Linked DNA regions of Homo sapiens: region 2 is linked to region 1. Evidence: read pairs that join two places in POLR2A ChIA-PET (ENCODE). Cell type or tissue: IMR-90. All regions are shown on one strand. Links, peaks and the distances in the headings refer to the core of each region. The heading gives the core; the rest is flanking DNA. Region 1 has its middle 24 kb from the start of LGALS3BP. Region 2 overlaps TIMP2 (TIMP metallopeptidase inhibitor 2).

Region 1 (12,422 bases), core at 2,250-10,249:
AGATTTGCTTGCTCACTTAACTGAAGAGTCCCCAGGGAGGGAGCTGTGGACATGGAACAAAGCTCTTCCCTCTTCTGAGCATCTGCTTCTTGCTCAGAGTGGATCACCTCATGGTCACAAAATGGCTGCCAGTACAACACACTTCCACATTCAAGTTGTGCCACAGACCGGAAGTCTTGAACTTTGCTATGAAGTGGTTAATAGTATAGGCTCAGAATCATATAGATCTGACCTTTAACTTAGTCTCCATTGTTTTCTGGCCTGTGACCTTGGGCAAGTTACAAACCTCAGTTTCTATAAAATGGGAAGAAAGATCACTCCAGTCTCACTGAGTTGTGGTGAGAATTGGGTGAACGAATATTAAGCACTTAGCACGGCCCCCATGGTGTAGTGAGCACTGTATGAATGTTGGCTGTAGAGGGCCCGTGATTGCATCAGGGTCCTCTACAGGAGAGGAAAGGAGAGCTGTTCCTCTCCTTTCTCTGGGGGACCCTGCTGGTTTTGTTTGGAATCCACACCTCCCCTAGACACTCTGGGGAGAGCTGAATCTACCCCAGCTCCATCAGTGACACATGTCCTATCTGCTGGTCTTGGTTATTGGCCTAGTGCTGGATAAATGGCCCAAAGAGGCTTGGTGAGAATGGAGAAGACATCTGGGAGACTGTGGCAGAAGGCATTTTTCGAGATGGACATAGCAGCTTCCACGCTACTCACACTCAATGCGACCTTGACACTCTTCCCAAGAGCGGTGGGATATGCAGCCCTACCCCTTGAATCCAGGCAGGCCTTTGTGACTGCCTTGACCACCAGTCTATCACAAGTGGTGCTGTGTGGCTTCCAAGGCTGGGTTATAAAATGCCATGTACATCTGACTTGTTCTCTAACCCAGCCACCATGCTGTGAGGAAGCCTATGCAGCCCTCTATGAGAGCAGCCGAGGCCCCCATTTCACAGCCCTTGTTGAGTTCCCAGACAACAGCCAGCACCATTTTTCAGCCACGTAGGTGAGCCATCTTGAAATGGATCCTCCAATTCCCAGGTGAGCTGTCCCAGCTGATGCCATGTGGAAGAGATGAGCCACCCTTGCTGAGCCCTGTCCAAATTGCAGATTATGAGCAAAATGAAAGATCCTTCTTAGCCTCTAAGTTTTGGGGTAACTTGTTATATACAAATAGATGGCCAAAATGGAAGTTCTGGAAAAGAGGCTCACTCCTGCCTTTTACCTTTTTAGGGTCCCACTCTATCAACCTGGCTGGAGTGCAGTGGTGTGATCATAGCTCACTGCAACCTCAGACTCCTGGGCTCACACAATCCTCCTGTCTCCACCTCTTGAGTAGTTGGGACTACAGGCTCATGCCACTCCTGCCTTTTAAATGTTGTGGTATAGAGCCTGGAGCCACTGCAACCACTTTGCCACTATGATGGAAACTAGTATGTGAATGAGTTGCTGCTACAGAAGGCATAAGAGAGAGGAAGACCTGAATCTGGACATGGTTGAACTGCTGGGCTCCATCAGCCATGAAGTCCACCCGGTTGGTATACTTTCTAGTTAATATGAGTGAAAACACTACCTCCAAAGGGTAAGCATTTCTCAATCATATTTGTTACTTATAGCCCAAACCATCCTAATATACCATCTATCCCTAACAGGGAATCATCAGCTGGGTTTAAGCAGAGGGAAATGTCTCGATGAGATGCTTTAGAACAATAGCTATGGTGTCTCCACAGGGCTGTCCTGGAGAGGGCTGGGAGACAGGAAGACCAGCCAGGAGCCTGCAGCAAAACTTCTAGGCAGGAGAAGGTGGGGGTCAGGGTCAAGCTCATGGAGCCGGAGGCTGGCATTGCGGAGTGACAGTGCAGGGCTGTGCATGACAGAAGGACACACCAGACACCACCTGTGCTCCACGGAGAGATGAACAAGCCCTGAGCAACTGGGGAATAGCAAAGGAAACTCCACCAACCCCCTCCCTCTCCTCCCTTCCTAGAGAGGAAGCCTCTCTCTCCCTTTGTCCTCACTGCCTGACTGTGAGGATCGACCAGAGATCTCCCAGGAGGATTTTGGAAAAGGCTCTAAAGGAAGTAGAAGCTTCCAGACCCAAGTGGCTCTCCCCTTTCAGCTGCTGCCCACCCCTACATTTGTGCTCGGTCGATCCCCACCCAGCTGACCTCAGCTGAGCTAGGACCGGCTCAGGACCCCGCCCCCAGCACCCCACACAGCTGGGAGTTGTTACTGCAGGCCCTCAGATGTTTACCCAAGGGCCTGCCTTGCCTTCGCTCTCTGCTGGCAACACAGATTCTTAAAGGGCCGAGGCTGGTTTCTCTTCTCCTGGGCCTGGGGGACCCTCTTCTCTCTGGATGCTTCCTGGGAGTCCCCTCCAGGCCCTGGTGTCTGTAGGGAAACCCCCTTCTGTAGGCGACGGGGGCGGAATTTGGACAGCCACGGCCAGCAGTCTGGATGACTCCCTCAGTGGCCAGCCCCTGGGGCCCAGGTCCCCCTGACTGTCCAGGGTGGCCCGCCTAACTGGCCTCCTTTTCTTCCATGGCTGGGAGGGCATTCACCCCCACCGTGGGGAAGCTCAGGGCAAGTTCCTGAGACCCACTTTTTGAGGACCCCTCCTACCAAGGTCTTCCTGGCCAGGCCTCCTCTCTGATCGGGTGAATAAACACAGGAACCCCAGGGTTTGGGGAACCCACAGCCCCAGAAGTACCAAACTGTGCTGAAATGCAGAAAACCCTTTTTAAGGGAGCTGAAGGTTTTAAGCATTTGAAGAAATTCTCTGAACTCATAAGACACCAGGCAGGCTATGGACGTGTCCCACGGACTCCCCACCCCCGAGCCCAAAGGGAGCTGCTGGTCCAGCAGGGCGGGAGGAGCTGGCTTGGCCCATCATGTGGTCAGTGGTGAGCCCTGCGAGTGGTTCCCCAGGCTGAGACCATGGAGGAGGGCAGATCAGCCACCCAGGCCTCGGTGGGCTCGGTGCCAGTGGGGTCCAGCTCCTCTGCTCTCCTCTTCCTGAGCCCCAGCGAAGGCACAGCCTTCGGATTGTGGCAAAGCCTGAACCCCAAACATGGAGCACTGCCCGTAATCAGATGGGGGTGAGAGAGAGCTTGTCACCAGGCCTGGGACAGCACCAAAATTCCTAACCTAGGGCTCCAAAAGAGGAAAGATTCCTGCAGGAGTTAGCTTGGAGCCGGTCCTCCATGAACATCAGGTAATGACAAGAAAAGATGCCAGCCAGATGTGCTGGCTCATGCCTGTAATCCCAGCACTTTGGGAGGCCGAGGCGGGAGGATCACCTGAGGTCAGGAGCTCGAGACCAGCCTGGCCAACACGGTGAAACCTTGTCTCTACTAAAAATATAAAACATTAGCCGGGCGTGGTGGTACATGCCTGTAATCCCAGCTACTCAGGAGGCAGAAGCAGGAGAATCACTTCAACCCGGGAGGCGGAGGCTGCAGTGAGTCAAGGTCATGCCACTGCACTCCAGCCTGGGCAACAGAGTGAGACTCTGCCTAAACAACAACAACAACAAAAAACAAAAAGAAAAGACGCGTAAACATCCCCACCATCTTGATCGCAAAAACAGTCACTGTCAAAGACTCCAGATGCCTTTCATTCAGTATTTACAACACCCTTGAAGAGGTCAGCAGCCCATATTACAGAGACCAGAGCTGAGCTTCAGAGAGGGGAGGCCTCCTGCCTAAGATCACACAGCCAAGAGGCAGGCGGCCAGCCTGGACTTGTGACTCGGAGCAGCATCTCACCACCTTTTGCAACGGATCCATCTGGAACCCAGAGGTCACGTTGCTCGTTGGGCTGTAGTTGCAGAGTGAGAGGCAGGCGTGGTCTTGGGCTGCGGGGTAAGACCAGGGCAAGCAGGGCCTCAGCTTTGGGTTGGGGGCTTTAAAATGGACACAGGACTCCTTTGAGCCTCCTGGAGAAAACTGTCTTAGGGCAGCTGCCCTCTAGGATGAGTGGGTGGGAGGGACGGGGTCGCTGAGGCCTCCCCTGAGCTCTAGTCTCGTTGCAGGCTTGGAAACGGCCCCAGTGAATGCGGGAGAGGAGAAAGCCAGCAGCCCCAGGAGACGGTGAAGGTCAAAAGCAGCCCTGGTTACCATCGCTAGCCAGCCCCCAAGTCTTTGCGTTGCCACGGCAACGCTACTCCTGTGCTACCCATCCCCGCACGGGGTCTGCTGTGACTGAAGCAAAAAGCCGCTTCCACGAGGCTCCTTAAAAAGGGTTTGAGGCTGTCTAATGGGGACCAGCTGCTCAGCAAATTACAAACACGCAGAAGAATAAGGCTCTGCTGGCTGGTAGAGTTCCCCTGCCCAGCCCTCCCTGCATGCAGCTTCTGCTGGGGGCAAGAGAGCAGCCCCTCCCGGAGAAGCCATCCGCCCACCCTTTCCACCTCTGACAGCCTCCCTGGAGCTGAGCTGTCCTGACCTCAGACACCCAGCTGGCTCCCCAACTTCCATGTCCAGCTCCCCACTTTGTCCTCCATTCTGTTGAGAAGGGGACGGGGGCAGGGAGACAGCCCAAATAGAGCGCACCCCATCAGAAGGGTACGGTGGGGCAAAGGCGTCCCCAGCGTTCCAAGCTCCCAGGAGATTCCAATACACAGCTCCAGAGGTGAATCACTGGCCCAGACCCAGTGGATTTTACACTCATGTGGCGCCAGAATTCCAGGAGGGCTCTGAAGTCACAGGCGCAAACTCACCCCGATTCCCTGGTCTCCGGTTCAGTCGGACCGGGGTGTTCCCGAAGAATCCGCGTTGCTGACGGGTTTCCTAGGCACCGGGATGCTGCTGAGTGGAACCCCACTTTGAGAAGTACAGGTTCCATCTGCTCTGATGGTGAGCAGAGCTGCTCCTGCATCTGTCACCTTCGTCATTTCCTCCACTTGTGACTCAACTAGGATTCATGTTCTGAATTTTGGGGGTTTCCTCCTGGGGTGTAGATGTAGTGAAGGTGGACATAGGTCTATACTGACCTTTTGTGTGAAGGCAGGGGTTCCTTCATTCATTCAGCAAAGACTTGAGGGCTACCCACGTTCCCACCTGGTGCCGGGCTTTCCCGGGAAAGACGAATTCAGCCTGGCAGTGACGGAGACACCGGCAGGGATCTGCCACACCCTGTGGAAGGGCCGTGAGGGACACAGAGTGTGCTTCGGTCACAGGGTGGGGCTGAGACTCGGATGCCCGAGAGGCACTCTCAGAGGTCGTGAAGGCTAAGCCCCTGGTCCCCAGAGTGTGCCAGAGGACCAGCAGCGTGGGCATTGCCGGGAGCCGATTAGAACTGCAGAAGTGCAGGCCCCTGTTTAGCAAGATCCCAGTGACTGAGGGTACCCAAAGGTTGAGAGATCCCCAGAAACACACATAGGAATTAACCTGGTAAAGAAGAAAAAGAATGTTCCGTCCTGGCCAACGTGGTGAAACCCCGTCTCTACTAAAAATACAAAAATTAGCCAGGCATGGTGGTGGGCACCTGTAATCCCAGCTACTCAAGAGGCTGAGGCAGGAGAATCGCTTGAACCTGGGAGGCAGAGGTTGCAGTGAGCTGAGATCGAGCGAGATCGAGCCATTGCACTCCAGCCTGGGCAACAGAGCAAGACTCCGTCTCAAAAACAAAACAAAAGAATGTTCCAGAAAAAGAAGTCATGAGTGCATTACAAGAATGATTTTTTTTTTTTTTTTTGGAGACAAGGTCTTGCTCTGTCCCCAGGCTGGGGTGCAGTGGTGCCGTCTCAGCTCACTGCAGCCTCAACCTCCCTGGGCTCAGGCGATCCTCCTGCCTCAGCCTCCTGAGTAGCTGGGACTACAGGTGCACAACATCATGCCTGGCTAATCTTCGTATTTTTTGTAGAGGTGCGGTTTCACCACATTGCCCAGGTGGGTCTTGAACTCCTGGGCTCAAGCGATCTATGGCCTCCCACAGTGCCTGGCTGAAAAGAACTTCCGACGCCCAGAGCCAGGATTTCTGGGGCTGGGTGATAGGGATGGGGAAGCATCTTTCTTTGTGAAGGGACCACCAGGGGCTGCTGTCGGTCCCTTACGTGGGGTAGCCAACCCTCCCAGTTTGCCCAGGATGGTTTTCTGTCGGTCATGTTAAAGAAAACGATTCAGTGACACTTGTGTGAGGTCAGTGAGGCTGACTCGACTCAGGGCCGTCTCGATAGGCGCAGGGACCATGCAGGGGGAACCTGCCATGGGCAGAGGTCAGGGTCAACTCAGATGCAGCACGGCCAAGTGAATTTCTAGCCAGGGAGCAGGGTGGGGGTCAGAGCGGGGGGAATTACTAAGAGGAAGCAGGGGGTCAGGGGGATTCCGGCTAAACCCACCTAACAGGATTCTTGCTGAAGGCAGGCCGGGGTGACCAGACATCGCCTGAGGGACGGTGGAGGATGGGGGCTTCTTGCTAAACTGACTTCGCAGGAATGGCAGAAACTGGATTTTACAAGGCGGCCTGGAGATGGGGCCCGGGAGAAGGTTTGGGGACCTGAGGCTAAAGCGCCAAGGACTTCGTCTTCACTTCCCCCACCTCTGACTCTGCCCTGGGGTGGTGGAATGACTCACCTGATGGAAAAAACTGGGTGTTGATTTGCTAAAATCCCAAAAGCAGGTCTGCATTTAGAAAGCGCTGGCTCCTTGAGAAGCCTGGCCTGGAACCTGGAGCCCAGGTGGGCTCCTTGAACAGATGATGCCTGAGGGATGTCGCCTGGATGCTGGGAGTGAGCGAGGCAGCAAAACACTGTCTCTTGGCCTGTCCCCAAGTCAAAATCCCACCTTAGGGGGGCCAGCTGCTTTGGGTTAAGGGTGGGGGAGTTGAGAGATGGAGAGGAGCTTAGAAGTCATCAGGGCTCCCCGTTTTAGAGAGAAGAGCCTCGGGGCGGGGGAGAAGGGACTCAGCTCTGGAACTAAGGACTGGACCTCGGGTCCCAAGCCCCAGTCTTAGGAGCTGCTACCTCCTTATTAAAGTGCCAGGGGGCCCTCCAGGACGGGCCCCATCCAACGCCAGCCGTCTCATCTCTGTCCCACTCTGTTAGAAAACACCTCCTTATATTAAGCTAAAATCTGTCTTTTCCACAGTTTCTTTGATGCGGCCTCTTGGATCTTTTTAAGATGCTGTGATCAATGACTCACTCAAATCCTCTCTCACCAATCTCACCACCAGCATCCTCAAATTGACTGAATTTGCTGTCTATTTCTAAGGTCAAATTTGCAGCCACTTCCTGATACCTCCCACGGAGGTTGGCGCTGGTCCTCCATGCAAGGAGGTGACTGCGGCCAAGGGACTCACCAAACGTGGAGGTTTGCCAAAGTTATGTCGAAGAGCCTGGATCTCAAAGTGAGCCGTCTCCCGGGAAACAGCTCGAGACGTTCAGATTCTGAACATCCGCTCCACATGCGGCAGGGGGGCTTGAGAGCTCTCAGCACGTTCATGTGAGAGAAGAAGCCCAGGAGGCCCCCATGGGCTCTGACATCCAGGAGGCTTGCAATGGGAGGATGGGGGTGTGGGAAGGTCCCCCTGGGAGCCAGGACTCCATCCCATGCCCAGCATCCACCTGAATGCCAGCAGGATTCGAATTAGAGAATGCACGTGATGGCAAAACAGCTTGCACTCCCGGAACCCTGAGCAGCCTCCTGTGGGCTGAATTCCGTCCCCCAGAAAGATACATCTGCGTCCTGACCACCAGTACCTGTGGCTGTGACTTTTTTTGGATATAGGGTCTTCGCAGATACAATCAAGGCTCTTGGCCAGGTGTGGTGGCCCACGCCTGTAATCCTAGTACTTTGGGAGGCCAAGGCAGGGGGATCACCTGAGGTCTGGAGTTCGAGACCAGCCTGGCTGACATGGCGAAACCCTGTCTCTACTAAACATATAAAAATTGGCCAGGTGCAGTGGCTCACGCCTATAATCCCAGCACTTTGGGAGGCTGAGGCGGGCGGATCACCTGAGGTCAGGAGTCTGAGACCAGCCTCAACATGGAGAAACCCCATCTCTACTAAAAATACAAAATTAGCCAGGCCTGGTGGTGCATGCCTGTAATCTCAGCTACTCGGGAGGCTGAGGCAGGAGAATCGCTTGAACCTGGGAGGCGGAGTTTGCGGTGAGCCAAGATCGCGCCATTGCACTCCAGCCTGGGCAACAAGAGCAAAACTCCGTCTCAAAAAATAAATAAATAAATAAATAAATACATAATAAAATAAAATAAAAATAAAAATAAAAATTAGCCAGGCGTGGTGGCAGATGCCTGTAATCCTAGTACTTTGGGAGGCTGAGGCAGGCAGATCACTTGAGGTCAGGAGTTCGAGACCAGCCTGGCCAACATGGCGAAAGCCCGTCTGGGAGTTCCCAAGCTGGGAGATAGGGCAGGGACAGAGTCTCCCTTAGAGCCCCCAGAAGGAACCAGCCCTGTAGACCCCTTGACCTCAGACTTCTGGTCTCCAGAGCTGTGAAAAGAAAATTTCTGTTGTTTTAAGCCACCCAGGAAATGTCTGTCCTTTAGGCAGACCCAGGAAACTAATACCAAGCCTCGCATTCCTGTCCCTTCCCAGGAGTCAGGTCTGGACATCATGTAGCCCCCAGGATCTGAGGTGGGCTGGAAAGGCCGGAGACTGGGTCCTGCTTCAGGGGGATTGAGGGGGTCAGAGACACTGGCAAGCTTGGGTGAAGCAGAGATTTGCAGGCTGGCTCCCGGCTGCCCCGACTTAAGCTAGTTCTGATAAGGAAGCAGGGCCGGGCAGCATGACTCAGGCCCCTACTCACCCCACCTGACTCTGGGCAGTGCAGTGATGGCCCAGAGTCCAGCCCTTGGGATGGGCTGACCTGGCCCTCCTGAGACCCCACTCCCACTGCTTGGAATGTTGGATTCTCCCCAGACCATCTATGAACACCGCCCTCCTTTTGTCTTTGGGTCAATACCCTGGCGCACCCCTCCAGCCAGGCTCCAACTCACCTTCCCTCCCTCCTGGCAGTTGTATCTTTCTCTCCATCTCTGCTGTGGTCTGTTTATCTCCTCTCCTCCCATTAGACTCTAAATGAAAACTGTCTCTACTTCTGACACTCAACGTGTGGGCCTTCCTCCCCCATACCGAGTAGTTCTCCAGTTTTTGTTTTTGTTTTCCCCTGTGACAGTGTCTCACTCTTCGCCCAGGCTGGAGCGCAGTGGTCCGATCCTAGCTCACTACAGCTATGCAATCCTCCCACCTCCTGCCACCACACCCCGCTATTTTTTAATTTTTGTACAGATGGGGGTCTCACTATGTTGCCCAGGCTGGTCTCGAGCTCCTGGGCTCAAGATATTCTCCTGCCTTGGTTTCCCACAGTGTTAGGATTATAGGCGTGAGTTCGTTTAATCCTGATACTATCCGGAGTTAGCGCAGACCCCACAGGTTAGGAGCTCAAGACTGCCCGCCACATCAGACCCCGAACATAAGCAGAGGGTCCTCAGGTTGCCCACGTTTCAGTCCAACTTGGCTACAAATTGGAGGCTTCCATGACCCTCTTCTTGGGTTTGGTGATTTGCTATTGGGGGCTCCCATGACCCCCTCCTCAGGTTTGGTGATTTGCTTTTCCTTTTTTTTTTTTTTTTTTTTTTTTTGAGACGGAGTCTCACTCTGTCACCCAGGCTGGAGTGCAGTGGCGTGATCTCGGCTCACTGGAACCTCCGCCTCCTGGGTTCAAGCAATTCTCCTGCCTCAGCCTCCTGAGTAGCTGGGACTACAGTCATGTTGTCCAGCTAATTTTTGTGTTTTTGTAGAGACAGGGTTTCACCATGTTGGCCAGGCTGGTCTTGAACTCCTGACCTCAAGTGATCCGCCCGCCTTGGCCTCCCACAGTGCTGGGATTACAGGCGTGAGCCACCACTCCTGGCCGATGATTCGCTATTGGTGGCTCCCACAGCCTCCTCCTCAGGTTTGGCGATTTGCTATGGAAGGGCTCACAGAACTTTCCTTAGGGCCTCAGGTTGATGATAAAGGATGCCAGAAGGAGACACATAGAGACCAAGGTCCAGAATCCAGGGCAGGCGCTTCTGTCCCCCTGGAGTACGCGTTATGCCAGCCTCCCGGCTCATGGGTTCGTTCATTACCCTGAAGTTCTCTGAACCCTTTCTCTTCAAGCTTTGATGGAAGTTCCACTATGTGAGCATGATTGATGAAATCATCGACAATTGGTAATTGACTCAATCCCTGGCCCTTCCGCCTTCCTGGAAGTCGGGGTGGGGCTGAAAATTTCAACCCACTAATCCCATGGTTGGTTCCTGGGGCAGCAGCCTCCATTTTGAGACTAGCTAGGGACCACCGAGTCACCTCATTAGCATAAGTAGGATGGTGGAAAGGGGTTCCTTATAAGTAACAAAAGGTGCTTCTCTCACCTCTCTCAGAAAATTTCAAGGGTTTTAGGAGCTCTGTGCTGGGAACCCAGGAACCGGGAACAAAGACCAAATAGAATATATATTTCTTGCCAGGCACAGTGGCTCATGCCTGTAATCCCAGCACTTTGGGAGGCTGAGGTGGATGGATCACCTGAGATCAGGAGTTCGAGACCAGCCTGGCCAACATGGTGAAACCCCATCTGTACTAAAAATACAAAAATTAGCTGGGTGTGGTGGTGAGTGCTACTCGGGAGGCTGAGGCAGGGGAATCACTTGAACCTGGGAGGCGGAGGTTCCAGTGACCCAAAATTGTGCCACTGCACTCCAGCCTGGGTGACACAGTAAGACTCTGTCTCAAAAAAAAAAAAAAAAAAAAAAAAAAAACCCACAAAAAAATATATTTTTTGAATAAGAATATTTTGAATAAGAATATATATTTCTTATTCTCTCACAGCCCTGACTGAGCCCCTTGCAAACAGAGCCCCCAGTCCTCTCCCTGGTGCCCCTGAGCTTGGCCTGGAGGAGTCTCTGTGAGAATCTCCTGAATTGGGCTTTTGAATGCACATGGGTGAATGCACACATATGGTGTGTGCATATGTGCAGACAGAACACACATGTAACACTTGGAGCGCTAGCGTAAGCAGGAGGGAGGTGTGGAAGACAGGCCTGCATTCTTCCTCTGCATTTTGCAACTGCCACAGGCTTGGCTTCGAGCTCCTGGCTTCACCCCAGTGACATTCTTTCAGAAGCCCAGCTGCTGCCACATCAAACCATTTCTGTCCAGCTCTCACTCAGGCCCAGCCACCTCCATGGGCCACACGAGTGGGGCACGAGGAAGCCCAGCCTTTTCAGGGAGTTCATGAGTGTATTTGTGCAAGGGTGTGGCTAGAACCTGGGGTGTGAATGCCTCAACAGCCAGGAGGCTGCTGTTAAGAAATAGTTCACTGCAGCCAGGCGCAGTGGCTCATGCCTGTAATCCCAGCACTTTGGGAGGCCGAGGCGGGTGGACCACCTGAGGTTGGGAGTTCGAGACCAGCCTGATCAACATGGAGAAACCCCATCTCTACTAAAAATGCAAAAATTAGCCAGGCATGGTGGTGCATGCCTATAATCCCAGCTACTTGGGAGGCTGAGGCAGGAGAATCGCTGGAACCCGGGAGACAGACGTTGCAGTGAGCCGAGATCATGATGCCATTGCACTCCAGCCTGGGCAACAAGAGTGAAACTCAGCCTTAAAAAAAAAAAAAAGAGTCATCCATGAATCCCCTCCCCAACAAAGGTGCTAACACAGGTCACATGCTCTTCTCCCTCCTAGCCAAATCCATCCCAAACCAATTCCCACAGCAAAGAGGATGGAATTTCCCATAGTCCCTCCCTCAGATCGCCCCAGGCTGCTGCCCAGTGGGATGGTTCCCTGAAGGAACATATAGGTCATCTGGGGAATGAGGAAGAGTGGGGAATGGAGACTCAACAGACAACCAGTGAATGTTCTATACAGGATTGTTCTGCACGTTGCTCTTTTGAAAAACTTGGGCCAGGCACAGTGGCTCACACCTGTAATCCAGCACTTTGGGAGGCTGAAGCGGGCGTATGGCTTGAGGTCAGGAGTTTGAGACCAGACTACTAGCCAACATGGTGAAACCATTCTCTACTAAAAATACAAAAATTAGCCGGGCGTGGTGGCGGGTGCCTGTAATCTCAGCTACTTGAGAGGCTGAGGTGGGAGAATTGCTTCAACCCGGGAGGCGGAGGTTGCAGTGAGTCAAGATCGCACCACTGCACTCTGGCCTGGGCGACAGAGCGAGACTCCATCTTAAAACAAAAAACAACAACGACAAAAAAACACTTGATGTTGTATCATGAAGATCCTTTATGTCAGTACATATGGGGGCCACAAAATCCTTCTGAGTAGCTCTACAATAGTCCACTCTCCGGATGCCCGGAATGAACTGAGCTGTCCCTCAATGCGTGGAATCTCCTTCTGCCTTTGTGAAGCCTGCCTCCATGTGACCTGCAAGGCCCAGGTCGCTGCTCTCAAGTGGCCTCG
Region 2 (12,422 bases), core at 1,437-9,436, 62 kb before region 1:
GGGGCTGCACAGCTGGCAAAGGCTAAAATATTTACTCTCTGGCTCTTTGCAGAAAAAGTATGTTGATCCCTGTGCCTGTCCCTAAGACTGCAATTGGCAGAAGAGAAGCTACCCAGTGTGAGGTCTCCATGGCTCTGGTGGATGCCAGGTCAGTGGCAAAGCTAGCGGGGAGGAAACTGATCAAACACCCAGGTGCCGACACCCTTGCCAGCCCCAGAGGGAATCACCCAGCGGGGCGAGGGTGGCTTGTCTTCTCTTTTCCGTCTACTCTCTTTTCTCTTAAAGTTATAAGAATGTATTAAGCGACGTGCTATTTAAACAATGTTGGTTTTGTTGTGACTTTGAAAGACTAAGAGGTTTTAGCTTTGGTTCAATCTCCGTTAATGTCTCAGCCTTGGCTAAGCACTAAGTGATCTATCTCCTGAAATTGTGCCCGTCTGACCTTGGGTGCCCCTGAAAGGCCAGTGTTTATTTGGCTAAAACATCTGAAGGGCTTAAATGACCTGGAGTCTCCATCTGTGCCTGTGGCCCCTGAAAACAGACTGTCACCCAGGCTGGAATGTAGTGACATGATCGGCTCTGGGAGATGCATCCACAGCACATGGGCTAGACACACCCACTGAAACCCACACGGGTTCCTATTTTTGTATATAGGTGGTTTCCCAAAAGGGACTTCGTTTTAAAGGCAAGACTAGGCCAGGCGCGGTGGCTCAAGTCTGTAATCCCAGCACTTTGGGAGGCCAAGGCAGGCGGATCACGAGATCAGGAGTTCAAGACCAGCCTAGCCAACATGGTGAAACCCTGTGTCTATTAAAAATACAAAAAATTAGCCAGGCATGGTGGCAGGCGCCTATAATCCCAGCTACTCGGGAGGCTGAGGCAGGAGAATTGCTTAAGCCCAGGAGACAGAGGTACTGAGTCGAGACTGCACCACTGCACTCTAGCCTGGGCAACAGAGCAAGACTCCGTCTCAATCAATCAATCAATCAATAAAGGCAAGATTAGGGAAAGAGTCCCTGTGAGGGAATGTGCCCTGGAGGACGGTATAATGACAGATTGCTTTTTTTTTTTTTTTTTGAGACGAGTCTCACTCTGTCACCCAGGCTGGAGTACAGTGGTGCAATCTCGACTCACTGCAACCTCCGCCTCCCAGGTTCAAGTGATTCTCCTGCCTCAATTTCCTGAGTAGCTGAGGTTACAGGCACATGCCATCACACCCAGCTAATTTTTATATTTTTAGTAAAAACGGGGTTTCGCCATGTTGGCCAGGCTGGTCTCAAACTCCTGACCTCAGGTGATCCTGAGGCCGACCTCGGCCTCCCAAAGTGCTGGGATTACAGGCGTGCGCCACTGCACCCGGCCCCAGATTGCCCATTTTAAAGAGGCCTAATAGTCTCTGAGGCAATGACGCAAACACAGATCTTAGAGACCCGGGTACCAGTGCTGGCAGCACCATTATCAGTGATGTATTTACCCCGGGTGGGCCTCTCGCATTTAGCATATGTTCTGAAACTCCCGCAAGCATTTCCGGGCTTCTTCAAGAAACTGCTTGTGCAACCTGTTTTGCTGTAAGATCTGCTGCTGCTGGTCTCGGATCATCTGACTGTGCCGGTCGTCGTCGGCGAGGCTGGTGCCCGATGGGGAAGTGGTGCTGAGCTCAGATCCTCTCTCCCTTTCCTGGGCTCTCGTGGAGGAGGACTTCAGATGGGCCAGTCGAGCTCTTCTTTGCTCCCTCCTCTCTTTTTCTAGCTCAGCTTTGTAGTGGATTTCCAAGCTCATATCTGGGTGTTCCATTTGTTCAAGCGATTCCAGTTGTTTTTGTCTTCTCTGCTCCATCTCTGCTTTCTGCCTTTGCCTGGATGCCGTCGAGCCCACTCTGTCTGCCTGGTCTTGAAGGTGGAGCTGAAGGGAGCCCTCTGCCAGCGTGCCCAGTTTGGGGGTCTCTTGTCCAGATTCAGTGCTATACAATAATGAGTCCTCTTTGTTGATAAATATACCTGCCTCGGGAGACAATGTTTGACTTCCATTTCTAAACGTGGGCTTGACCGTGCCCTGATATTTTTGGTTCTGGGCCTTGCCCATGAACGTTTTCAAGTCGGTCTTGGACGCTGCCTGCTGCGCCTCCTCCTCTGCTGGGCTCCTGGGTTCCCCGGCAGGCAGCATCTCTGGGTCTGCCATTTTCTTCCCTCTTGGGGTCCCAGCGCCACACTCTTGCATCTCTGAGAAGGCATGCCCTTCCCCAGGTCTCTGGTCCATCCTGGGCTTCAGTGCCAGGTACAAGCACAGGTGTTTTTTCAGCTTTCTGTTTATATTAAACAACTCTTCAAAGGCCAACTCCAGCTCTTTCTGCCACTTGTTCTTCTCCCGGAGCGTGCACTGAGATGCTGGGGACACGGCTTCCCTTCTGCAGCTGGAATCAGCTGGCCACAGCTGCCCGAGGTCTCTCAGCTTCCCCTCCAGACTCTGTCCCTGAGAGCGACTGGTCAGGGCTGGAACAAAGCAAACTGCCCCCTTTCCCAGTTGCCTCCTCCCCGCCCGAGCTGTTCCTTTCTCTTTTTCCTCCACAAGCCCGATTTCTCCCACAGCAGCCACGAGTGGGTTTGACCTTTCTAGGTCCGCCCCTTTGCTCCTCCGAGGATGGATGGCACAGCGGCCACCCCCAGACTTGGTCGAAGGTTCTGGCCTTCCCTTTCTCTTCTCAGGCGGGGCCAGGTGAGAATTCATCCGACCCGTGGCTTTTGTAGTCTGTGGTTTCTCTGGACTCGCTGCTGTCTTCCGGGGCCTGGAGTGCCTGGGGTGTTGCTGGCCCAACTCTTCCCTGCAACTCCTCTCTTCACTAAGGGCTGCTCTATGCTTCTCCTTGGCCCTCGGGGGCCTGGCTGATCTTCGCTGGATGGGCCCCTGCGAGTCAGGCTCATTTTCCCTGGCCCGTCCTCCTCCCCAGCCCAACAGACGTGCTGACTGCAGCCTGTCCAGGCCACCGACGTGCAGGTGCTGTGCCTCCTGATACCCTCTCCTCAACTCCTCAGCCAAGCGCTGGAGCTGGTAGTTTTTCCACAGCTTGGCATCCGCTCTTCTCTGCAGAGCGAGATCGCCTTTGCCCCGGGCTTGTAGCAATTTGTGCTTTTTCCTCCAAAGCAGGTCTTCGTTATCAGGACAGAGGCTCAGCCACATGGCTCCATCCATGTTTCTGTTCCTGTCTGCGAACCCAGCAGATACAGCTTCCCAGGGAAGGTGCTTGGAGCCAAGAGTGGAGGGTTCAAGGGGCGCCCCCGGGCCTGAGGAGCCACAGAAGCCACAACGTTCCACAGCAAACCTACGAGGAAGGGAGCACAAGTGCAGCTTTCCAGATCGCTCCCAGGAGAGTGAGCAAAGCCCTGGAGACAAGCACACGGGATTCTCACTGTGAGGACAGGCTGCAAAATGTGCCCCTCCAAGCTCTCTTGACCCGTGCCCACCAGGGCCCACTCTCAGCCTCCCAATTTCTGTCCTGTACACTTTTGACAAGAGCCTGTAGGGCAGCTGTTTTGAACAGAGTGTGGTGTTGTTTCCCAGGGGACATTGGCAATGTCTGGAAACATTTTCTATTGTCACAAATGCAGGGAGGAGGTGCTCCGGGCCTGCAGCTGGGTGGAGGCGAGGGAGGCTGCTGAATACCCCACACTGCACAGGAGGGCTGCCCAAGACAGTGAATAACCTGGCCAGAGATGTCAGTAGTGCCGAGACTGACAATCCCACCCAAAGGGCAAGGGTTAGGATTCAGGTAGGGATGGAGGGGCACAAAGGGCAGCCCTTGGAAACAAATATTGAGAAGAGCAGGTGGAAGTAAAAGAGGAAGTCTGGGCCTCTGGAGGGAGAATTGATCGTAAAGGAAAGGAGGAAGAGACGGGGCAGGGAGGAGCCTGCCAAGCATGTGTGTGTGCAGGAGTGTGTGCACGCGTGTGCAGGGGTGTGTGTGGGTGTGTGCACATGCACATGTGTGTGCAGGGGTGTGTGTGCGTACATGTGTGTGCAGGGGTGTGTGTGCATACATGTGTGTGCAGGGGTGTGTGCAAGGATGTGTGTGCATGTGTGTGCAGGGGTGTGTGTGCATGTGTGTGTAGGAGTGTGTGTGCAGGGGTGTGTGTGTAGGGGTGTGCGGGCAAGGGTGTGTGTGCAGGGGTGTATGTGCAAGGGTGTGTGTGTCTCCATGCATGTGTGTGCAGGGGTGTGTGTGCAGGGGTGTGTAGGAGTGTGTGTGCAGGGGTGTGTATGCAGGGGTGTGTGTGCATAGGGGTGTGTGTGCAGGGGTGTGTGCGTGGGGCTGTGTGTGCAGGGGTGTGTGTGCATAGCGGTGTGTGTGCAGGGGTGTGTGCGCGCAGGGGTGTGTGCGTGTGCACATCTGTTTATGTTTCTGTGCACATGCCTGCACATCTGTGTGTACAGGGGGGTGTACAGGTGTGTGTATGTATGCATGTCTGTGTGTGCCTCTGTGTGCATGTCGGTGTGTGTATGTGTATGTGTCCGTGTGGGGCATGCAGGTATGTATGTGTGCATGCAAGTCTGATACTTGAATCCAGTAGAAACCAGAGAGGAGGAGAAGCTGGTGTTAGCTCTCTCTTCATGACTCCCAGCTCTTTCCTTTTATAATGATCAGAGAAGGACTCTTCCAGGTCTCTTTGGCATCAGGAAGGGACCCATGCTTTGGCAGGCCTTCCTAGGAAAGGAGGGGCATTTACACCAAAACAGTACGGGATTGTGTCTGTTGCCACGGGTAGCTGATGCCAGAAACAGCCAGATCTGTGAGCTGCAGGAAAGGCTAAGGGACAGCCACAGTCGATATGGAGTCCCCCTCCACTGCTCCTTCCCTTCTTTCATCTTAGTCTATGTGGAACCAGGCTAAGCCTTTGGAGTCAAACGTAGTTGCAGCTGAAGTCACATGTAGTTGCAGGAGTCAGAAAATACTGCATCTACATTACAGCTAACATTAACCGTGCAGGCTCCCCTCTGAGCACTGGGCATGTATCCGTTCATCTTTTTTACAGTAATCCTTTGAGATACGAAGCTCCTACCCCCCCCGGTTCACAGACAGGGAAACTGAGGCAGGCAGAGATGAAGATGCTTAACCCAGATCACACAGCTGGTAAGTGGCAGAGACAGGCCCTCTGCTGCTTGGACGAACCCCAGCACCTTTGACCAACCTCAGGTGGTCACACTGCAGCTGGCTTTGACTTAAGTCTTCTAGTGGGAGGTCCTTGCACCTCTTGGTAAATCAGATCACACAATTAGAATAGTGGTTAATATTATATTTAGCCAGATCTGCCAACCACCATGATGATCAAGAGAGAAAGGGAGAGAGAAAGCTGGGCCCTTCAATGCAATGATTGAGATTTTTGACAAAGGTGCCACGGCAATTTAATGTGGGGAAAGAATAGTTTTTTTGTTTTTCAACAAATGATGCTGGCACAGTTGGATATCCACAGGCAAAAAATGGGAATTCACAGCCTTATCTCACCCTATATACAAAAATTAACTCACAATGGATCATAGACCTTCATCTACAACTATAAACGCTTAGAAGAAAACGTAGGTGTATATTCATGACCTTGAGTCAGGCAAAGATTTCTTAGATACAACACCAAAAGCACAACCAATAAACAAAGAAACGGATAAGCTGAACATCATCAAAATTAAAAGAAAAAAAAAACCTTTGTGCTTCAAAAGGTACCATAAGTAAAGTGAAAATACAAGGTACGGACTGGAAGGAAATATTTGCAAATCATATATCCAACAGAAGACTTGAATCCAGAACATATGAACACCTCTTACTACCCAGTAAGATGGCAAATAATCCCATTTGAAAATCAGCAAAAGAAGGACAGGTGTGGCAGCTCACACCTGTAATCCCAGCACACTGGGAGGCTGAGGCGGGCGGATCACTTGAGGTCAGGAGTTCGAAAGCAGCCTAACCAACATGGTGAAACCCCGTCTCTACTAAAAATACAAAAATTAGCCGGGTGTGGTGGTACGCACCTATAATCCCAGCTACTCGGGAAGCTAAGGCAGGAGAATTGCTTGTATCTGGGAGGCAGAGGTTGCAATGAGCTGAGATTGCACCATTGCACTCCAGCCTGGATGACAGAGTGAGATTCTGTCTCAAAAATAAATAAATAAAAATAAAAATCAGCAACAGATTTAAATAGATATTTCACCAAAGAACATAGATGTGTGGCTAATACAGCACATAAAAACATGTTCAACGGCAGCGGTCTTTAGAGAAATGCACACTGACCCTGCAGTGTCCTGCCACCTCACATCCACTCCAACGGCTGTCGTCAAAAAGACAGACAATAGCAACTGTCAGTGAGGAAGGAGGGGGAGGAATTGGAACCCTGTGCACGCTGCTGGTGGGAATGGAAAATGGTGCAGCCACTTTGGAAAACAGTCTGGCAGTTTCTTAAAAAGGGAAACACAGACTTACCCTATGACCCAGAGATTCCACTCCTAGGTCTATAACCAAGAGAAGGCCTGAGTCCACAAAAAGAAACCAAAGCTCAGAGAGGTTGAATAACTTTCCCAGCTCACATGGAGGAGTTGGCCTCAGACACCAAAGACCACCAGGAACGGCCACAGGGATGTCCAATTAGGTGTGGTGAGGTCGGGGCTGCTGTGAATGCCCCTCTGTGTGTCTCGGAAGGTGCCTGGAGGCCCCAAGGTTCACAGTCTATTTCTGTGCCAAGAGCCGTTGGCTCACACCCCTTGTCAACCAACAATTAGTAAAACCTGGACAAGTCTTCCCTGCTCTGGAAGTGCCCCCAGCCCGTTCAATGACCTCAGTGCACCCCGTGCCAGCCCCACTGGCGTGGGCATCCCAATGAAGCAGCGTCAGTTTTCCTGGAGACACGCAAACGGGTAAAAACTTAACACATTTGGGCAGAGATCTTTGGGATAAGTCTAGAAAATTGCAGCCAGCTCCATCCTTCAGGAATCGATCCCCGCTCTGACACCATCAGATGCAACCTCGTCCCCGCTACCCCAGCTCTCCTTGCTCTCCCCTCTGAGACCCTCCCCACTTACTAACTTGAGGCAGAGGGCAGGGTCTCACGTGGACTTGTGCAGGCACTGGCAGGGAAAGCAACAGAGCCTTAGCTGAGCCCAAGATGACCAAGGAGAAACAGCCGTTCACCTGTTGCACAGCCTGCTGGGATGCCTGCCTCTGCCTGTGATGCCCAGGCTGATCTCCAGGCAGCCCAGTGTCTCTCCAGCCCTGCCAGACAGGACGTCGGGTGCCCTTGGCAGGACACTTGCCAATGAAGACAGCCATGGTTCCAATCAGGGCCCTCGCTACAGCTCCCCTCCCAGAGGCACCTGCCCTCTCTGGTTGCTTAGAATATTCTAGAAGGGGCAGGGGTCCTGGCGCTCCTCTGTCCTCCACATCCTCTGAGTGTTCTGAGCATCCTGGGCTGCTTTGGTGTTTTCTACTCCCCTGCTGCCCTCTGGTCCTGCCACCCCGAGCTGACAAGCCTGCCTTCTGCTGGCTGCCTTCAACCACTCAGAGAAACCACAGCTCCCCCCTCCGCAGAAGCCGCGCTCGGAGCAGCAGAAGGAAGGCGAGTGGACACCAATCTGGCCTCCGGACGGCACCAGGGCCTCCCACAGAGCGGAGTGGACACTGGGCCCATTCTCCTCTCTTGCTCTCTACAGCCCCGTGGCCCCAGCGCAGGAGCCAGCCCATGGCAGCTCCACCCCAGACCGATCCGATCCCAGCACCTGGGCCCAGGAATGTGCTTGGCCACCAGATTCCCAGCGATTCTCACCAAAGTCAGGCAACCTCTGGCCTACAGCTTGAGAATGACGTCCAAGCAGCTCGCCTTTCCCTGGGCGGCCGCTCAGACAGCTTTTCAGCCAAGGCAGACCTCACCCAGGGACCCTCCACCCAGGCAGCGTGGAAGTGCCAGGGCCCACAGACAGCACCCCCCCGCCCCCCGCCGGCCTCCTCACCCCCTCCGAAGGAGACTCCAGGCCTGCTGTGCACTCCTGTGGCATCGGGGGGCGGGGGGCAAGCATCACAGTCATAGGGAGTGTGAGGCGCCCAGAATGGGGGCTCCACAGTCAGGCCTGCACCCCGGCTGCAGGATACCAGATCCTGTGGTTCACTGTGAGACCTCCGCCTCTCTCGTCTGCCTCACGCTGCCCCCTCGCACCCCCAAGGTATGACGGCATTTGAACAATGCACGTGCCCATCTAGAGCCTTGGGGTGGGCCTGTGAGAGAGTGGCCGCCCACCCCAGTCCCCACCAGGTGCATAGTCCTGCGGCTAAGTCAGGGCGGTTGTAACAAAGGCTCAGACCCTCCAACTACCAGGCTGTGTTGTGACGAGGCTGCTGGAGCCCCAGGCACCATGACGGGAATGGGTGAATCCACCCACAGTGGGTGACTCTCAATGTGATACTAGCCCGGTACACTTAGACACCCAAAAATCAACGCGGCAGACGTTGTATCCCCAGGAGAAGGACCCCCCCGAACAGACACGTGGGACAATGGCAAGCATGGCCATCCCTGAGGACAATGGCAGGACCCAGAGTGCCTCTCTCCTCCTCAAGGCATGAACTGGCCCCTCCAGATACAGGGACAACCTTTTCTTCCCACCTCGGCCTGTAACAGACACGACACAGGCCATACCCTTGGCTAGAGTCACTGCAACATGATCCAGAGGGTGACTGTGAAAGGAGCCAGCGGGGCTGCTGTGTCGGTTTTCCTGGAGACACGGAAATGGGTACAAACTTAAAACATCTGGGCAGAGGTCTTTGGGATAAAGTCCAGAAAATCACAGCTGGCTCCATCATTCAGGAATTGATTTCCCCCATGACACCATCGGATGCAACCTTGTCCCTGCCGCCTCCAGCTCTCCTTGATTTCCCCTCTGAGCTCACAAAAAGAAACAAAAGCTCAGAGAGGCTGAATAACTTTCCCAGCTTACACGGAGGAGCTGGGTTTGAATCCAGACATCACACTGATCAGCACGCAGACCCGCAGGGTTTCATACTCTTCCGGCATTTCACGTACACCTCTCTCCATCTCACCGCCTCACCATAGGAGGTGAGGCCTATTCCTATCCGCACAATCTGACAGGGAAATTGAGACTCAGAGAGGTTAAGTAACTTGCCTAAGGCCACATAGCTCGTAATCAGGGCAGCAGGGATTCCGGGCCGAGCAGGCAGGCCCCTGATCCAGGCTCCTAGCCTGCTGCCCAGGGAGGTCAGAGCTGGAAACCACTTCCACAGCACAAGGAGACTCTGCTTGGACTGTGCTTGGCCTCACGTGACCTCTGACCTCCCTGGCCCTCCTGTGACCCTGACAGGTGTGCTGAGCTTCTGAAGGGTGGGAAGGCCTGCAAGGGGCCTGCGTGCATTCTGTGTGCATCGACCCAGGACACCACGGTTGGTGCCTCTGAGTTCATCACGTCGATCATCCCCATCTTCTTTCTGCTCAAGTACTTGATTTGTCAACATGCACAGAAGGGTGAGACCTGGCCATGGTGCTGCTTGAATCTTGTTAACAGTTAGGCTCTGATTCAATAGTCTGGGTGGGGCCCAAGACTCTGCATTTCTTTTTCTTTTCTTTTTTCTTTTTTGAGACGGAGTCTTGCTCTGTTGCCCAGGCTGGAGTGCAGTGGTGCAATCTCAGCTCACTGCAACCTCCCCCTCCTGGGTTCATGCAATTCTCTTGCCTCAGCCTCCCAAGTAGCTGGGACTATAGGCACGCGCCACCATGCCTGGCTAATTTTTGTATTTTTAGTAGAGATAGGGTTTCACCATGCCGGCCAGGCTGGTCTCAAACTCCTGACCTCAAGTGATCTGCCCGCCTTGGCCTCCCAAAGTGCTGGGATTCCAGGCATGAGCCCCCGCACCCGCCAGACTCTGCATCTCTAAAGTGCTGGGATTCCGGGTGTGAGCCCCCACGCCCGCCAGACTCTGCATCTCTAAAGCGCTCCCAGGGATGCTGATGCTGCCATCTGGGGGACCACGCTTGGAGTACTGCGGCCCTGGCAAACCATCTCTTCCAGGAAGCTGCATCTTGCTCTGCCTTCCTCCCCTGCCAGCAGCTCAGCCCTGATCATCTCTCACCTGAGGCCCTTAAAAGCCTCCCAATCAGCCTCTCTGCCCCCGACCCCCAGGCCTGCACCCCGTCCTCTCCCGCACTGCAGCCCAGCGCTGTCTAACTGAGAGACCTGGGTTACATTTCAGCATCCCCCATGTGATTCCCTGCTGTCCACACCAGCAAGTCTCTGAGTGCAACCCGCAGCCACGTGCATCATAATCAGCTGAGCTGCTGGTGAAGGGGTAGATTCCTGGGCCTCACCCCTGACAGATCCTATCCCAGCCCCTGCGGGAGGGGCCCAGGAATGCAGCCAGTTCACCAGCTGCCCTGCCAAAGCCTGGCAATCTCTGGGCCTAGAGGCTTGAGAACGGTCAAGCAGCTCGCCCTGGCTCCCCTGGGAGCCACCCTAGCCTGGAACGCTGCACACCAGACAGGGGTGGTAGAGCTCCTGGCCATTCCCAAATGCCCCACACCCAGCAGCGCCTGGAATGTGCTCATGCAGGTTCCTCGTGACATGGACACACCCCCTTCCCCATCCTACCCGCATGTCCCCAGCCCAGGCCTCGTTCCCACTCCCCCAGGATGCCCCAACCCTCCAAGGGAACAAAGAGAATGCTCTTCCCTTTCTCCAGAAGCCCAGCACCCGGGCCACATAGTCAAGCGCTTTGTCTTTGAAACATAAAAATAGCTATAGAAGGGCTCCGTTAGCTGGCATCGGCCAGAGAGAGAACATTTCCATATAATTAGAGCTTACCCTTTCATATGGAAAGTTAGACATTTCTCTGTCTAAGGCGCCTACGTAGAATATGTAATTTGACCTTCTTTGGGGGAAATTTTGGATTGTCTTTGGGATGATAATATAGGAAATCCCTCGAGGGCTTTTAAAATGTAAAGAACAGAGGTCCCATAAACTAAGTGACCCCAGAATGCAATTTGGGTTTTTTAAGTCGCCTTTTTAGAGCTTCCTGTGTCCTCCCTTCCCTGGTCATAACTGTCTGACAGCAGCCACACAAACAAGCTTATTAAAATTGTGGTTTTTTTGGCCGGGCGCGGTGGCTCACGCCTGTAATCCCAGCACTTTGGGAGGCTGAGGTGGCTGGATCACCTCACGACAGGAGTTCGAGACCAGCCTGACCAACGTGGTGAAACCTCGTCTCTACTAAATACAAAAAATTAGCCAGGTGTGGTGGTATATGCCTGTAATCCCAGCTACTCAGGAGGCTGAGGCAGGAGAATCACTTGAACCCAGGAGGCGGAGGTTGCAGTGAGCCAAGATCGCACCACTGTACTCTAGCCTAGGCAACAGAGCAAGACTCCATTTCAAAAAAAAAAAAAAATGTGTTTTTTAATAAAGTAAGTAGAGTCCGAGGTGGTGGTGGGCTCTTCCACAGGACCACTGCCTGAGCTTTCACACCTGACCTTATCAATTCAAAGCTGTGGGCATCCCCGGATACAGATAACCCTTGGGGGAGGTGGAAAATTGTTGCTAGACTCTAGCCTAGAGGTTTTTAACAGCTTGCACAACTGGCCAAATCTTACAAGATAAAAAAAGGTAATGGGAACACATCTAAAACTTATATGTGGGTCCCTAAATCCAACTATGCAAGTACAGAGGTGGGTGTGTGGAGCAGCACAGGGGACAAAAGACGCTGGGCCACCAGAAGGGCCAACGTGACTGTCCCCTGAGTGAACAGAAACGCCTCTAACATGCGAGCGAATGGTGCAGCCCAGCCAGCCCGACCTCACCTGGCCATGCTAGGAGGCAGTGGGCAAGCGGCAACGCTGTGGTGCCCAGGACGCCGGCAGGCACAGCGCCACGTCCACGGGCACCGCCCGTTCCCACCCTGCAGGACGCCACAGCATCAGACGAGACGGCCCGTGTGAAGCGCCGAGAACAGAGTCTGGCTTCCGGGAGGGCTCAGGAAATGCCGAGAGCTCGGCAGAGACACCCACGTGGTGCTGGATTCCACGCACGAGGAACCGACGGGCAGACGTGGAGCTAAATGATGGTCAACAGCTACGAAGTGCCTGTGCTCTAGAAATGGCCAATTTGATCATGTCACGGGATAAAGTTTCAAAATCAATAAAACCGTGATGAAATGATCAGGAATAAACCTGTCCAGAACTGTTCAAGACCTAAAGGAGATGCACGGGCTGAAGAACAAGGAGCAAATCTGAACGAGGGAGAGGTGTGTCTTCCTGGACAGTTCTCGGGAGAGGAGGAGGGCGGTAAGGACGGGGAGAAGAGGCCGCAGGCTTGGAGTCCAGGAGGAGAATGAACTCCTTTGGTCAGGAGGGGCCCACTGACCAAAGGTCCTAGGAAGAAAAGCCAAAGGAGGTGAG

Evidence for each region. ChIA-PET counts read pairs that join two places held together with the same protein. Peaks named below come from ENCODE experiments on the same cell type or tissue, not always from the same donor. Only the 100,000 strongest peaks of a DNase experiment are listed, where the experiment ranks them.
Region 2: POLR2A ChIA-PET joins it to region 1 with 30 read pairs; 6 of 35 experiments call an interaction of 5 or more read pairs at or near these places.

Annotation. Positions count from the first base shown.
Region 1 is chr17:78,950,002-78,962,423 of GRCh38, forward strand. No RefSeq gene overlaps it. Among named protein-coding and RNA genes, the nearest start is that of LGALS3BP, 24 kb to the right of the region's middle. In IMR-90, for the core only: no CTCF peak of the experiment used is centred there; a DNase peak (open chromatin) is centred at 7,240; H3K27ac peaks cover 477 bases.
Region 2 is chr17:78,889,144-78,901,565 of GRCh38, forward strand. The region is part of intron 1 of TIMP2 (TIMP metallopeptidase inhibitor 2); the gene reads right to left. It overlaps CEP295NL (CEP295 N-terminal like), which reads right to left. Exons shown (of 3, transcript NM_001243540.2): 3 at 1,436-3,316. The coding sequence ends at 1,495. Among named protein-coding and RNA genes, the nearest start is that of CEP295NL, 7.8 kb to the right of the region's middle. In IMR-90, for the core only: no CTCF peak of the experiment used is centred there; no DNase peak of the experiment used is centred there.